2 separate regions of the Homo sapiens genome follow, and region 1 is linked to region 2. The links are chromatin contacts, found by Hi-C or POLR2A ChIA-PET in ENCODE. All regions are on one chromosome and are shown on one strand. The core of a region is the stretch at or near the end of the contact, and the rest is flanking DNA. Distances in the headings are between cores, read along the strand shown. Region 1 has its middle 30 kb from the start of LINC01108. Region 2 overlaps CD83 (CD83 molecule).

The links. A loop is a pair of places that touch in the nucleus more often than their neighbours do. ChIA-PET counts read pairs that join two places held with the same protein, here RNA polymerase II (POLR2A). Pooled maps may share reads with other maps.
Region 1: a map with no recorded cell type shows a loop between it and region 2 (3-fold over the local background). The contact joins two enhancer-like sites. A Hi-C loop is called at or near these places in 1 of 37 single-sample maps with no recorded cell type and 2 of 50 pooled maps. POLR2A ChIA-PET finds 5 or more read pairs at or near these places in 3 of 52 experiments (H1, T-cell and activated CD4-positive, alpha-beta T cell).

Annotation. Positions count from the first base shown.
Region 1 is chr6:14,311,647-14,318,342 of GRCh38, forward strand. No RefSeq gene overlaps it. Among named protein-coding and RNA genes, the nearest start is that of LINC01108, 30 kb to the left of the region's middle. Within about 2 kb of position 1,650, at least 2 of the 41 ENCODE cell types and tissues checked have a DNase peak (open chromatin) inside an H3K27ac peak, as active enhancers do.
Region 2 is chr6:14,119,668-14,127,070 of GRCh38, forward strand. All of the region lies in intron 2 of CD83 (CD83 molecule), which reads left to right. Among named protein-coding and RNA genes, the nearest start is that of CD83, 5.6 kb to the left of the region's middle. RefSeq lists enhancers at 2,198-2,257, 2,278-2,607. Within about 2 kb of position 3,069, at least 6 of the 41 ENCODE cell types and tissues checked have a DNase peak (open chromatin) inside an H3K27ac peak, as active enhancers do.

The sequences.
Region 1 (6,696 bases), core at 400-2,899, 190 kb after region 2:
ACTGGGAGATTTGGTTTCTCTGGCGCTGAATCAATTGAAGAATCAGAAATATTTGAGACTGGATGTGATCAGAAACTCTGGCTTTTGAGTTTTAAGTTTTATTAAAACTCATGTATTTATAGGGCACTTTAGTTTTAGAATATTTGGTATCTTCAGCCTCTGTATTTAATTCACACAGCTCTTTTACTGACTGGAGATCATTTCTTTTTGCTCACATTTCTTTATCTTAGAAACAGACGTAATCATACCCAAAGTCTGCTGGTTGCCTGTATCAATTAGGATTATTTTGGTTGTGAGTGACAGTAAACAGCACAACTGGGTTAAGTAAAATGGGATTTTTGACACACATATAATTGAAAAGTCCAGGAAAGGGGCTGGTTTCAGATGCACTGTGATTTAGAAGCTTAGATATCATGATGGCTTGTTTCTCTACTACCCTGGGTTTAGCTCTACTCTCCTCATCAGGGTTGGGACTGCAGCCCCATAGTGCCTTTCTCTGAGCCTCATACCCAATGGAGAAACAGAAATTTGTGATTCCTAGACTTGAATCTCATTAACCTTGATGGGCCAGACTTTGGGTCACATGCACACTCATGAACAAATCACTGTGGACAGGCGGCAGGTAGAGTGTGGTGATTGGATTATCTTAGATTACATGCTTCACTCTCAAGCCTGGGGGATGGAGTTGGCTGAATGAAAACAATATAGACTAAGAGTTGGTGGATATACGCCCAATAATATTAGGGCACTGCTGCCTCTAGATGGGAGAGTGGAGAGTGAGTGGTATAAACAACAAATATCCGCTAAACTACCGCAGAAAAAGGAGCAATAATTGAAAAAAGTAAAGCACTTTGAATCTCTTGAATTAAAAAGCAATATGAATTTACAAGATGCAAACACCCCTTTTTTTTTCATGCTGACATAGGGAGATGGAAGTGGCACGCTATACAAACTAAGTGTTACTTGGCATTTGTCTGAGTGATAGTGTTGTGATTCGATTGACGTGACCGAAACTAAATGTGGAATTGAGAATCTGTTCATGCTATTCTGAGGTCCTCTTTTGCAACTTTATATTTATCAGCATGGGCTATTGTAAGAAACAAGATGGTTGTCATAAATTGATCAACACTCTCTGGTCTTCTGTTGTTCTTGCTTATTATGGACTTTGGGAAGAAGTCAATTAGAGAAGTTCTTTAGCCAGTATCATAATGAGTAATGGGAACATTTACATGATTGCTAATGGCTGAGTTTACACGATGCCTCAAAGCATCAGTGGGGATGTTTGGCAGCAGCACATTATGACGGTGATTATCACTATAAATTAAGTTTATGTTGATATAATTAGCAGTTAAAAGCTAAAGTAATATTTATACTGATACAAGTTCTATCAAAGCCATACCAGTGCAAACAGGCTGTGAATGTTGATATAGTGGGGATAATTTCATCTTGCAAGAGGGGATGTTTCTAGAATTGAGATAGCCTATTGGCATACAGTTGCCCCTCCCACTCCTAGCCAAAAATAGAAAGTATAAACTTGACCAAATTGCTTCACAAATTCAGAATCTATAACTTAGTGCAGCAATCCCCACTGAGGATAAGTAAGATGCATCTTGGTAGTTTAGGCCTTGAATCACTGAACCTGGAAAGAGAGAGAGAGAGAGGGAGGAGGAAGTGAGAAGGCATGGGATGCCTAGGTAACTGGTTGTGAGCACAAGTCCACAATGACAAAGATAGGGTCTTGCCAGACAGGATCATTTGTCACAAGGGAAACCACCTAGGAGGATCGGGAGGTCTCATTAAAAGCACCTGATCATGAGCTCATTGCATGAGCTTTCTTGAGAAACTACAGCTGGGGCCAAGAATTGTGAATCCATAGTCTTCCTTCTCTGCCCTAAGAGGTTGAAGGTTGTAGCAACACTTTACACTTTTGAGGTCACCAGCATCAGATGACAGTTCTTTCCTCAGAGAGTGGGCCAGATCCTCCCGACTCCAGATCCTCAGCACAGTATCTAAGGCTGCCAAGTCACTCTGATTTCTTCTTCACGTCACATGCTTTGCAGGTACAGCCCCTAATCCATAAGACTATCCCCATAGTTGGTGGGATTCTCTCTTCTTTAGGGAAAAGGAAATAGAGTAGAGGAAGGATAAGTGACTTTTAAGAAGCCCCACAGTGAGTAAGTGGTAGAGAAGGTGGTCAGGCGGCCTGAGGCTGGCTGGTTTTGGAGCCATTTTGCCCCAGAAGCATTCATTCAGTCAGCAAATATGTATTTATTCAACACATATTTTTTCAGGGCCTGCCATCTGCCGGGCACTTTTCTAGGAGATATATATATATATATATATATATATATATATATATATATATATATATAAATCAGCGAACTGAATAGGCAAAGACCTCTGTCCTCTGGAAGTCTGTATTTTAGGCCTCTCTCTGGAAGTGTATGATCTAGGGAGGAATCCTAGAATGCTCATTACATGCTTGCTCAAAGCCCTCACCTGCAGGGCTGCTTGTGTTAACATGCTCTCTAGAGGGCTCATGGTGGTCTGATGTCTCTCTACCTGCAAAATATCCAGCAACTTAGCACTTTGAATACAAAAAAGAAAGAAGTTGGTAGTTTTTGCAAATTGAGGGAAGTAGGAAATGATGACAGCAACTGGCCCTCAGTATCCTCTTTGGACAGGGAAAGCTGTTTGTTGTGCCTAAGATGGGAAGAGAAATAACTGGCATCCCAAACCCTGAATTCAGTCCTGCCAGCTCTAGGTGACTACCTTGGCCTGCTTGGACTGCTATAATGGATACCATAGACTGGGTGGCTTAAACAATAAACATATATTTCACACAGTTCTAGAGGCTGGGAAGTCCAAGATCTAGGTGCTGACAGATCTGGTGTCTGGTGAGGGCTCCTCAGTTCCCATTTGCAAACATTTGGTCCATATGGACAAACACTTAGTCCATAACAGTTACTAAGAGAACTGACATTTCCTGAGGACCTATTAGTTGCCGCACAAGTTATTTATGTCATCTCATTTAATCATCACAGCAGGCCTAATGAAGTGGGAACTGTTTTTCCAATTTTATACATGAGGAAACTGAGGAACGACTAGTTAAGTAACCTGTCCACATAGATTTTAGTCACTGAGCTGGGTTTCAGACCCTGGCCCATCCCCTGCCACCGCTGAGGTGCCTGCTAACACCCCTCACCTAGGCGGGGGGCACTCAGAGGAAGAAAGTCAGTAGCCCCCCTGTCCTTCTCCACCGTGCTCCCTCAGGATGCAAGCAGGAAGTCTTGGGCAGGAAGAGGTGGCTCCCCTCAGAGGGACACGGATGACTAGACTGTCAATGAGAAGCAAAGAAAAACCAGAGTGGTGAAATCTGCAGAAGAGAAGGTCCCTTTTATGCTTTTGAAAAATTGTGTGGGGTGCTAGTGGCCTCTAAAGTGGTAAGGAAAATTTTCCATCATCCAGACAAAGGAGGTTAAGAAGAACAGCGGCAGATGTGCAAGAATAACTACAATAATTAGCTAGGGGAACATATATACTGCTAACATTTTAAACTTTACCCAAACAGGCCATGCACGGTGGCTCACGTCTATAATCCCACCATTTTGGGAGGTCGAGGTGGGAGGATTGCTTGAGCTCAGGAGTCTGAGAGCACCTGGGTGACATAGTGAGATCCTATCTCTACAAAAATGAATAAATAAATAAAAATTAGCCTAGTATGGTGGTCCTAGCTACTTGTGTGGCTGGGGTGGGAGGATCACCTGAGTCCCAGAGTTCAAAGTAGCAGTGATCCATGATCACACCATTTCACTCCAGCCTGGACTATAAAGTGAGATCTAAGAAAGAAGGAAGGAAGGGAAGGATGGAAGGAAGGAAGGAAGGAGAAAGAAAGAAAGGAAAGAAAGAAAAAGAGAAAGAAAAAGAAAGGGAAAGAAGAAAGGAAGAAGAGAAAGAAAGAGAGAGAGAAAAAAGTACCCAAACCAGCAGTATCTGAGAGAGGGGATCTAGCACTATTCATTACTAGAGATCCTGGGTGCTGAAGCTGAGAAGGTTCTCTGTCCCCTTTCCAGGGATTCTCAGTAATCCCTGTGGTGGGGGTGGGAAGGCAGATGACAAGCAACATTCATTCTTGGACTTCAAAGAGCTGGGAAGACTGGGACTTCCAAGCACCCCTGGGGCACTGCCTATGCAATATTTGTCAACGACATTTTCTGCTAATTAGGCCCCTTAAAAACAAGCAGGGTTGTAAGTGAGGAACAAGGATCTATCCAGAAGGGTGGGTGGTCCATCCTGTGTAATGATGGGGCGCTCCAGTCTGTGAAGCGTGACACTCCCTTTATGTTCCTTCCCTCTGCCAAGAGTAACAAGTGTGTTTCCTACACGAGGATTAGAATTTACTGGAAGACCGTGGAAAGCCCTAGCACCAGAGACTGTCCGGCTAACATGAATTCCCTCCTGGACTGGTCTCATTTGGTCTTTTCTGACACCTGGAGCAAACTCTACCCCCACCTTTCCTTTTGTCAAAGGACCCTCTGTAGTCAGAAGAGCTCTGGACTGAGCAGGAGGCCTGCGTTGCAGGCCCCACTGTGCTACCAACAGGGGCTGTGTGTGAGGTGGGCTGTGGACGGTCACCTCGTGCTTCTGGACCAGATGCCTTCTCCCTAAAGTCCTTTCTCTTCGGTTCTTACAGCCATGGCATCAAGCATAAAGAGCAGGCATACAACGCATAGCCTTGTGCCATCACATGGGCACACCCTCACACATACCAATAAACACACACAAACACACACGCACACACACACAGACACATGCACACACACACTTCCTTTCAGTGCCCAAGTAAGAAGACAAACCTATCTTCAAGGTGAAAAATAAAGGCTCAGACTATCCTTTCCTTCAAATTCACCCAGGATGCCCTTTCTTGGGGCACATATGCTGCAGTGAAAGGAGAGCAGGCCGGGCTTGCTGGCTGTGTGGGTGCAGCTTCAGTGCCTGGCCCAATCCTTTCCTCCACGCCATGCTCCCTGCGTGTGTCCTTGGGCAAGCCACTCTCCAAGGGCCTCAGCATCCTCTGCAGTCCGGGTAGCAGCAGTTCCTGCCTCACAAGACTTTCGTTAGGATTGCTTGTGTCCATACATTGGTAGCTCCTAGAACAGGACCTGGCACCTGCTAGCAGCGAGAGTGATGTGGTGGCTCTCATTACCTCACCAAGCCATCTCTGGGTAAACCTCTGGCTTTTTTTTTCTGCTGAGATTTCTTTCCTTTTCATCTCAGCTCTTGGTCCTGCCAACTTAGGTTAAGAAATGTACTGACAAGAATCTTTGAAAATTCCTAGCAAAAGCCTCTTCCAGCACTGCATTAGTAAAATCACATTTCAGTCTCTAAAACAAACAAAAGCGGCCAGCCCAAACCTCCCCCGCCCCCAAAGTCACTTGGAAACACAAACATTAAGAGTGTGTACTCTGGTGTTGGAGGTGATTTATGATTTGGGCCTAGGGCTCTCCTCCCCCAATAATAAGCACAGAAGAGGAAGGGGTGATGGCTGGCAGGAGTTTCTGTTGGAGAAGTTTCTGCTAACAGTGGCTTTACTGTTAGGGTGCTGCCCGTTCCCCAGAACTGGGGGATGTCAGCCCATCACAGGAAACCACCAGGAGAAACTGCCTGGGACAGGCGCCATCTGTCTGCAGCTCTGTCATTTAGATAGTCGATAGATCAATCCACTGGGGCTGAGCCACAAACAGAGCTTGGCTTTGATATTTAGGAAGAGGAAAGATGCCTGACAGCTCCTTTCCAGGTTACATTTACACTCCTTGACTGTCCTTTGCTATTGTTTCTAGAAAAAAAAAATACTGATTGTGAAGTGTTCCTTTGGTGTTTTCTGTTAGCTTACAAATAAATTGGGTTTGAATCTAGTCTCACATTCACACACACACACACACACACACCCCCGAAAATAAAGCCCTTCCAACAAATTGCTTACATGCTGAGGCTCTGTGTTCCAGCAAGCCTTCAATTTATTTTAATGGACAAATAATAAATCCTTCCAAAGGGGGTATTTAGAATGGAAATGCTGATAGGTCCTTTAATTGTGACATGCTGCCAGGCACTGCTTTGACACGGAGTGCTGCAGTGTGCCCGGGGGATTGGATGGCATGCATCAGGACCACGGTGTTGGGGGGAGGGGGACGCAGAGCTCAGATGCTGTGCCTGGGCCCAGTAGTCTCACATTAGTGCTGGAATCAGCAGCACGGAGCTGTGGGTCCCAGGCTCATCAGAAACAACATGTTGTACAACTTGTTTTCAAGGAACTGACATTGTCATGGTGTTTGCAGTGTGTGTGCTGACTGATCCTCTGCCCCCCAGGTGGGTTCCTCAAGTCTTTCTTGGACTCTGTGGAACGTTGCTAATATTGCTGCTTCAAGTCATAGGATGTTAGGGGTGGGAGGTACCATCTGATTTCTAAAAGCATCAGGCTGTGGAGATAGAGTGGTCCAGAGAAACAGCACAATAGCCTGATGTCTCAGCTGTTGCCCCTCCCACGCAGGTAGGATCGCTGTCAAGGTCTCACCCTGTTAGGTCTGGACGGCCCCCATCTGTAGCGGTTTGTCACTAGCACCTGTCATTGTCTTCCTCTCTAGTTGCTCCTAGGTGGTGACAGCCTCTGCTCCCTAAGTTGCCTGAAGATTTCTCCCC
Region 2 (7,403 bases), core at 1,819-4,318:
AACTTAAGATAAAGAAAATCAAAGTGCCCCTGGGCTAACCAGGCAGGGACTTAGTTATCTCAAAGAACGGGGAAAAACATGAAACCACTATCCCTTCCAGAGAGTAACTATTTAATAAAGAAAACATTATTAATACCCCCAGGGGAGTAATTAAAAAGTACTCATGAAACAAGTAGATGAAATTTCAGGCTGTGAAGTTCAAACAGTTCTGGAGTGAAAGCTTCTTGCACAGGGTCATTTGGAATGGTCCACTAAACCATAGCAATTAACCTTGGACTTCTCCTTGGATGTCAGCTGGTGACGTAACTCGGTAACGCATGAGCTTGTTTATTGGACAGAATTCTTGCGAGATTTACCCCCAAGGTCTTTGAAAGCTCTGTCAAGAAAAAAAGGGACAGCAGTCTCTAGGCGTTCTTTTTTTCCTGTTGATCCATGGAATAGTGCCAATGAAAAGTCATACCGTAGTTATTTTTTGAGAAGTAAATGGTGATTGAGATTCGTGGGTAGGAGAGTTATGCTATACCAATAAACGAATCAGGTGCCTCGAAAGTGACATATATTGTTCCTTTAAGCATTTTTTTTAAAACAGCTCTCAGCATGTTCTGTAGATACTTATTATTTTCCAGCCCAATAATTATACTTTTTCATTGATTATGCTTATACAACAAAAATGGATAGAGTGTTCTGGAGACAAGGCCAGTGGTGAAATGCCAAAATACTTCATTTTACAGAATGTTAAGCATCTGGTCATTTTTCTATAAGTTTCTTGTAAAATGTTTCATCAAAGTGGAGGGGTAGCCACAAAGGGAGGAATTTCATTTTGGTAACCAGAACCAGCTTATCCCATCCTACTCACTTCATCATCACTACCCTGGCTTTGTAAAACCTGTTTTGCCAGCTTAGGAGGGGGCTTCATACTGGGCAAGGAAAGCAGAGTCCCTTGCAGTGGGTTTTCACCATCCACCAGATTGAAGCACATTCTGCAGGCTGTCTGCATATCATAAGTATGGTTATAATGACTCACAATTTAAAATTCTATTCACCACTCAATCCTCCGGCACCATGTAGCATCTTGCCTTTGTCCATTTGGCACTGATACTTGTAATTAACAAAAGGACCCATGTAAACCATGTGTTTTTTATCATATGCCTTTGACCAGAAAACTCAAAACAGACAGCATCCAATCTGTTTGCAACATTAGGGTTGGGAAGGAAGAGTGTTCATTCTGTTCTCTCTGTTTCAAAGATGCAGTGAGATGGGCTAGAGGGGACTTAATAGACACATGTGCAAGAGGCTAAAGGTGAAGCCAAAAGTGGACAGAGATATCCCAATTCCTGTTGGCCCAGCTCTTCTCTTCTATGGACCATGTCCTCTTAACTGGGATCCAACAAAGGGTCCTCTTCTCATCCCTTCCTCCCTTATACTTTTTAAGGCATAATGGGTGATTGAGAAGAAATAGAAAAGTTAATACATTATATTCATTAGGATAGTAGCTCAATTTAGCTTTATGTTTATTTTTTGAGACAGAGTGTCACCCTGTTTCCCAAGCTGGAGTACAGTGGCATGAAGATGGCTCACTGCAGCCTCGACTTCCTGGGCTCGAGTAATCCTCCCACCTCAGCCTCCCAAGTAGCTGAGACTACAAGGGCGTACCACCACACCTGGCTAATTTTTATGTTTTTAATTTTTTGTAGGGACAAGATTTCAATACATTGCCCAGGCTGGTCTCCAACTCCTGAGCTCAAGCCATCCTCCCACTTCAGCCTCCCAAAGTGCTAGGATTACAGGCATGAGCCAATCGATTTATCTTTTAAAGTTGTAATAGACTGGGTGTGGTGGCTGAGGCTTATGCCTGTAATCCCAGCATTTTGGGAGGCGAAGATGGGAGGATCACTTGAGCCCAGGAGTTTGAGGCCAGCCTGGGCAATGCAGTGAGACCTGTCTCTACCAAAAAAAAAAAAAAAAAAAAAAAAAGTTGTAATAGATGTGGTTCTTTGAGGAGGTATTTTGAGAAAATATGCAAATAGACTTTGATCCATGACTTTTCTTCCACTGGCCATGACCTGTGATTAAATTCCAGCATAAAAGGGCATAGCACAATATCATGTCTGTGAGGAGTAAAGCCATGCATTAAAGGGCTGCATGTGGACTTCATGAAAAGCGTCGCTGTGTCTACACTCTCTTTAATGTAGGTTTGGAGAGAGAGGATGACTTTGGTTGGAGTACTTTGGGCCTGGTTGATAATCACTAAAGATAGTAATGAGTGATCATTTATCCCAGAGTTGCAATGCCTTCTTGTATCATGCTAGGAGCCCTGACAGCCTATGGGTGATGCAAAACGAAAGAGGATATATGGTGTCATCTCTGGGTGATGCTGCGGGGGTGAGGAGAGTGAAGCATCACAAGACAAGTGCCCTTTTCAGATGATTTCCAAAGGAAGGGAGAAAAGGGAAGTAAGAGTGTGACTTCATATAAAAGTCTACTATAAATAGACTTTATAATATTGAGAAGAGCCCCAGCTGGGGCAGATCATGGGCCATCCATGGAGTGTTCTGCTTCTGACATTAACACTAAGGAAACTGTTGGAGAGCAGGTTAATGGCTTGCGTGAGGCCACTTCAAAAGTTCAAGGCTGTCTTCCGTGTATGTTGCTAAACTTCTTTTTGGTGGAGTTATGTTTTCTGTCTCTACCATCTTGTGTGATAATGAGCTACAAAACCAGGGATACTGAGGAGAGCAGAGTGCCTTAGGAGGGCCTAGAGTTGATAAGCGGTTGGGGCAGATGTAATCTGTACAGCCAGAGACCTTCATAGCCCATGGAAGGAGCCAGTACTGAACACTTACTGTGCTTCCTTGATTCCAGAATGATTCTGTTGTAAGGTGGATTTAAGAACATGTTTTAGGACAAAAAGGAAACATTTCTACATTAAATGTAGAACCATTGAATTATGAAAACAATGTATGTTAGAATTAAAAAAAAAAAATCGTACTGTCCCCATTGGCACCTATAGTACTTGACCTGGTTGAATCACTTTTATGGGCTCCTCCCTAGGTCAAACCATGAAAGATGTAAAGTTGCTTTTCAGATGTCTCTCATATTTACACTTTCATTGTTTAGTAGATACTTCTAAGTCCCAAATGTGTGCCCCATCCTGGGCCTGGCATTGGCCATCTCAGGATCAATGTAGAACTTTTGCCAGAGGACCATCTTGAGCAAAGGCCTGGGAATCCACTAAGACTTTTTGGGAACCATTGAGGTAACCAGTGATGTAGAAGGGAGACTTAAACAGCAGATATGGCTGAGAGATAACATTAGAAAGTAGGCTAGAGACAGATTGTGAGGGGCCTTGAATGCCCAGCAACAATGACTTGACCTTTATCCTTTTGGCAGTAAGGAGCCATTGAAGGATTTTTTGTTTGTTTGTTTGTTTTTGTTTTTTTTTTTTTTGAGACAGAGTTTTGCTCTTGTCGCCCAGGCTGGAATACTGTGGTGTGATCTCAGCTCACTGCAACCCCCTCTTCCAAGGTTCAAGCGATTCCCCTGCCTTAGCCTCCTGAGTAGCTGGGATTACAGGTGCCCACCACCATGCCCGGCTACTTTTTTGTATTTTTAGTAGAGACAGGGTTTCACCATGTTGGCCAGGCTGGTCTCGAGCTCCTGACCTCAGGTGATCCACCTGCCTCAGCCTCCCAAAGTGCTGGGATTACAGGCGTAAGCCACCACGCCCGGCCTCACTGAAGGATTTTAAGCAAAGACAATGGCATAATGCAAAATATGCCTAAAGCAAAGCATATTTCTCCTGGTGTTGGATAGAATATGATTCATCTTAGAAGATGAGTCTCAGAGGGAGACTTCATTCTTTTCCTTCTTTTCCTCTTGGTCACCAGTCCTGTCCATGTAGTTCTGCGGAGGAGTGGGCAAGGAAGAATGAGGCCGCCTCTGAGTGGCTATAGAAGAAGTCTCATCTAGATGAGAATGGTGGATCACTGAGATTTTTGGACAATAGTGGAACAGAGCACAAGTTGCCAAAATCTTTTAGCTTGATAATGGGGAGGGAGGAAGAAAGCAGCTGAGAGTTAAATTGAAAAAAAAAAAAAAAAAAGCTAAACAAAAAAACCAACTTGTTTTCCATTAATAAAAGGGGGAACCTGAGTCACATGAGGACTGGATTGTCTTAGCTACGTACTTGGCAATGTCACTACACAAAGAAGAGGAAGTTTGGAGAAGGTCTCAGTGACATAAGGGAAAGTTTTATGTAGGGCAAGACTAAAAGCAGATTGATTACCTAAAAAAAGTTTCCTCCCTCTAAAGATGTTTCCGTAATCCCTTCCTGGCTACTCCTGGAATAACCCTAAATTTTGTATCAACAATCATTAGCTCAAAATAGAGCTGGGCAGAAAATACTTCCCTAAGATTCTTTTATACTCATAAGCATGTTTTTGTTTTTCATTTTGTTTTGTTTTGCACTGAGGTGTATTTGGGTAAAATTTCCGTGTGTGTCATGTGGGACTAGTACAGACTTGGGAGCCCAAGGCTTGTTAATATCACTTGATGCTTTCTTGGAGGACCAGTCTACTGCATATCCCAAATTGGGACAATTTGGAGAAGTGTTCCAGTTCTTAGCTTCCAGTGGTTGCCAGCAGTCCTCGGGGTTACCGATTAGAATCGGTATTACCGATAGAATTGAGGTTACCGATTCTAGAAGAGCTGGTAGCTGCCTAGGATTATGGGTCCACATAGGGAAAACCTTTAGGAAAAGAAGGATGCTGGTTTCCATAAACAGTTCATAATCACCTTGGACCAGCAGTTCTGGAGAACAGAGGTTCTGATTCAAATCAGGCCTTGAGGTCTCATTCCCCAAGGAGTGGGAGGCATGTAAGCCCAGGGGACAAAGCAGGACTGGCCTCGAGGCTGGAGCCATGTGCCAATAGCCCCCTACGTACCAACCTTATTTACATGGTGGTGCGGGGTGCCTTATCATTAGGAGTCTTTCAGTTGTGAGGGATTGTAAATCCAATCAAAACTAGCCTAAAGAGAAGGAAATATATTGGCTTATATATAATTGGAATGGGAAAAAATTGAAAAATCAAAATACAGTTCACATTTCAGTTATGGATGGCGTTGTGGCTTGAATTGTGCCCCCCCCAAAAGATCAGAAGTTCTAATTTCTGATGCTTGTGATTGTGACTTTATTTTGAAATAGAGTCTTTGCAAATGTAATCAAATTGAGATGAGGTGCTACCTGACTAGGGTGGGCCCTACTTCAGTATGAATGATGTCCTGATAGGAGAAAACACACACTGACACAGACAACAGGGAGAAAGCTATTTGAAGACAGACACAGGGATTGGAGTGATGTGTCTACAAGCCAAGCAACGCCGAGGACTGCTGGCAACCACTAGAAGCTAAGAGAAAGGCACAGAACAGATTCTCCCCTAAAGCCTTCAGAGAGCTTGGCCCTGGCAACACCTTGATTTTGGACTTCTGGCCTCCTGAACTGTGAGAGAATACATTTCTATTGTTTCAGCCACCCAGTTTGTGGTGCTCTGCAGCCCTGGCAAATGAATATAGCTAGGCTTAGAGGTTCATGAATGTCCCCAGGACTTGGTGACTTTCCATCTGTCAACTCTGCCTTCCTTTACATTGGTTCTGTGTCCAACCTCTACATAGCAGCCAGATCACAGCCAGTAACTACAGAGTTGGACAAGTTGCACATCCTTTATCTGAAATGCCTGGGAGCAGAAGTGTTTCAGATTTTTGGATTAGGGATGCTCAACCTGTATATCCTTCCAGAAGCAAGTGCAAAGGAGAAGGTTGTGTTTCTCTTCAAATATCTCAACTTATGTCTGATTATTCTCAAGGGACTTTGACTGGGTCACGTGCCTATCAGAGCCAGTCTCCATGATCGTGGGGTACCAGGCCTGAGTTAAGTTGCCTCCTCTAGAACCTAGGTGTGGAGTTCTTCAGAGGACATGAACTCAGAGCTTGTAATGGTACCTCTTCCAGGTCCAGCAGGCCCCACGGGATGCTAATAGAAGAGAGATGATTGGCATGAACAATGAAGGGTCCAACATTGCCTTCAAATCTCAGTTCCAAAGGGGTTTTGATACATTATTATGATGGTGCTTTAAAAAATACAGAATGTTGTGGATATTTTGAAGACATCATATGTGGAAAAAACAGTTTCTCCCTAGAGCAGAGATTGGGACTTCTAGGACAACTTTCCCAGAGGAGACGGGAAGTGTCAGTGGTAAGGAAATGACAGAGTGGGTGGATGGTGTGGAAAGCTATCACAGACAAGAATAATTTCTATTACCAGCATTACCAATTATACAGCACTTTTCTTGTTTTCTCACTTGATTTTATAATAACCCCATGAGCAAGTAAGGGAGCTCCAGATCACGAAATGGGGCTCAGAGGTGAAGTGACATATGGAAGATGACCCAGCTAACACATGGAGAAACTGGGATTGACTTCAGACCTTTGATTCCAAAGCTAGTGCTCTTGTAACTTTCTCACTCTTTCTAAAATTCACGCATTCATTCAGTAAATACTTTTTCAATACGTCTTATATTCAGGGAACTATTTAGTATGCAGAATGAAACCTTGGTTATAAAAAAAAGGAGAGAGAGAGAGTAGTAACATCTTCAGGGCTTTCTGTGTGATCGATATGATGCTTAGGGTCTGTATACATCATCATAAGTATCTTCACGCCAGCTCAGTGAGATGTGATCACCCCCAGATTCCAGTGGAGCTATCCAAGCCTGAGAGTGGTTCAGTCAGTTGGCCAAGAGCAGAGGTAGCCGTGGGAGGGCTGGGGTTTGGTTCCAGCTCAGTCCAATGCCAATGCCTGTGCTCTTAATTATGTTGCCTCTGCTATACTCATAACTCTGTTAACAGCCATAAATCCAGCTCTGTCTGTTAGACCCAGTAAATTTCAAAGTAGAAAATCATTTTTCTAATAAAACTACGCATAGAAAAAAAGATATTAATGCTCATACATTCTACCCTCATTATGACATCAACCTCTGAGCCAAACTATTTTGCACATTATAAAGAGCTGTTTTTATGATGAATGGGAATTATATTGGCACTTTAATTGAGTTAGAAACCAAGGTACATGAATGTTAGTGCACAAGAAATGCGATAAAAAAAGCTGCTCAATGTGGTTGGAATACATCAGATTAATTTAATACCAACTTTAAATCCTTACAATCTATACCCTTAAATATGTTTTATCAAATTATTAGATGAAATTTTTATACTGTTTTTTTTTCTTTTAGGTAGGTACCTATTGCACATTCCCCCCACCCCTGCTTTTATTTTTTTATTTTTTTTTAAGACGGAGTCATGCTCTGTCACCCAGGCTGGAGCGCAATGGCACAATCTTGGCTCACTGCAAC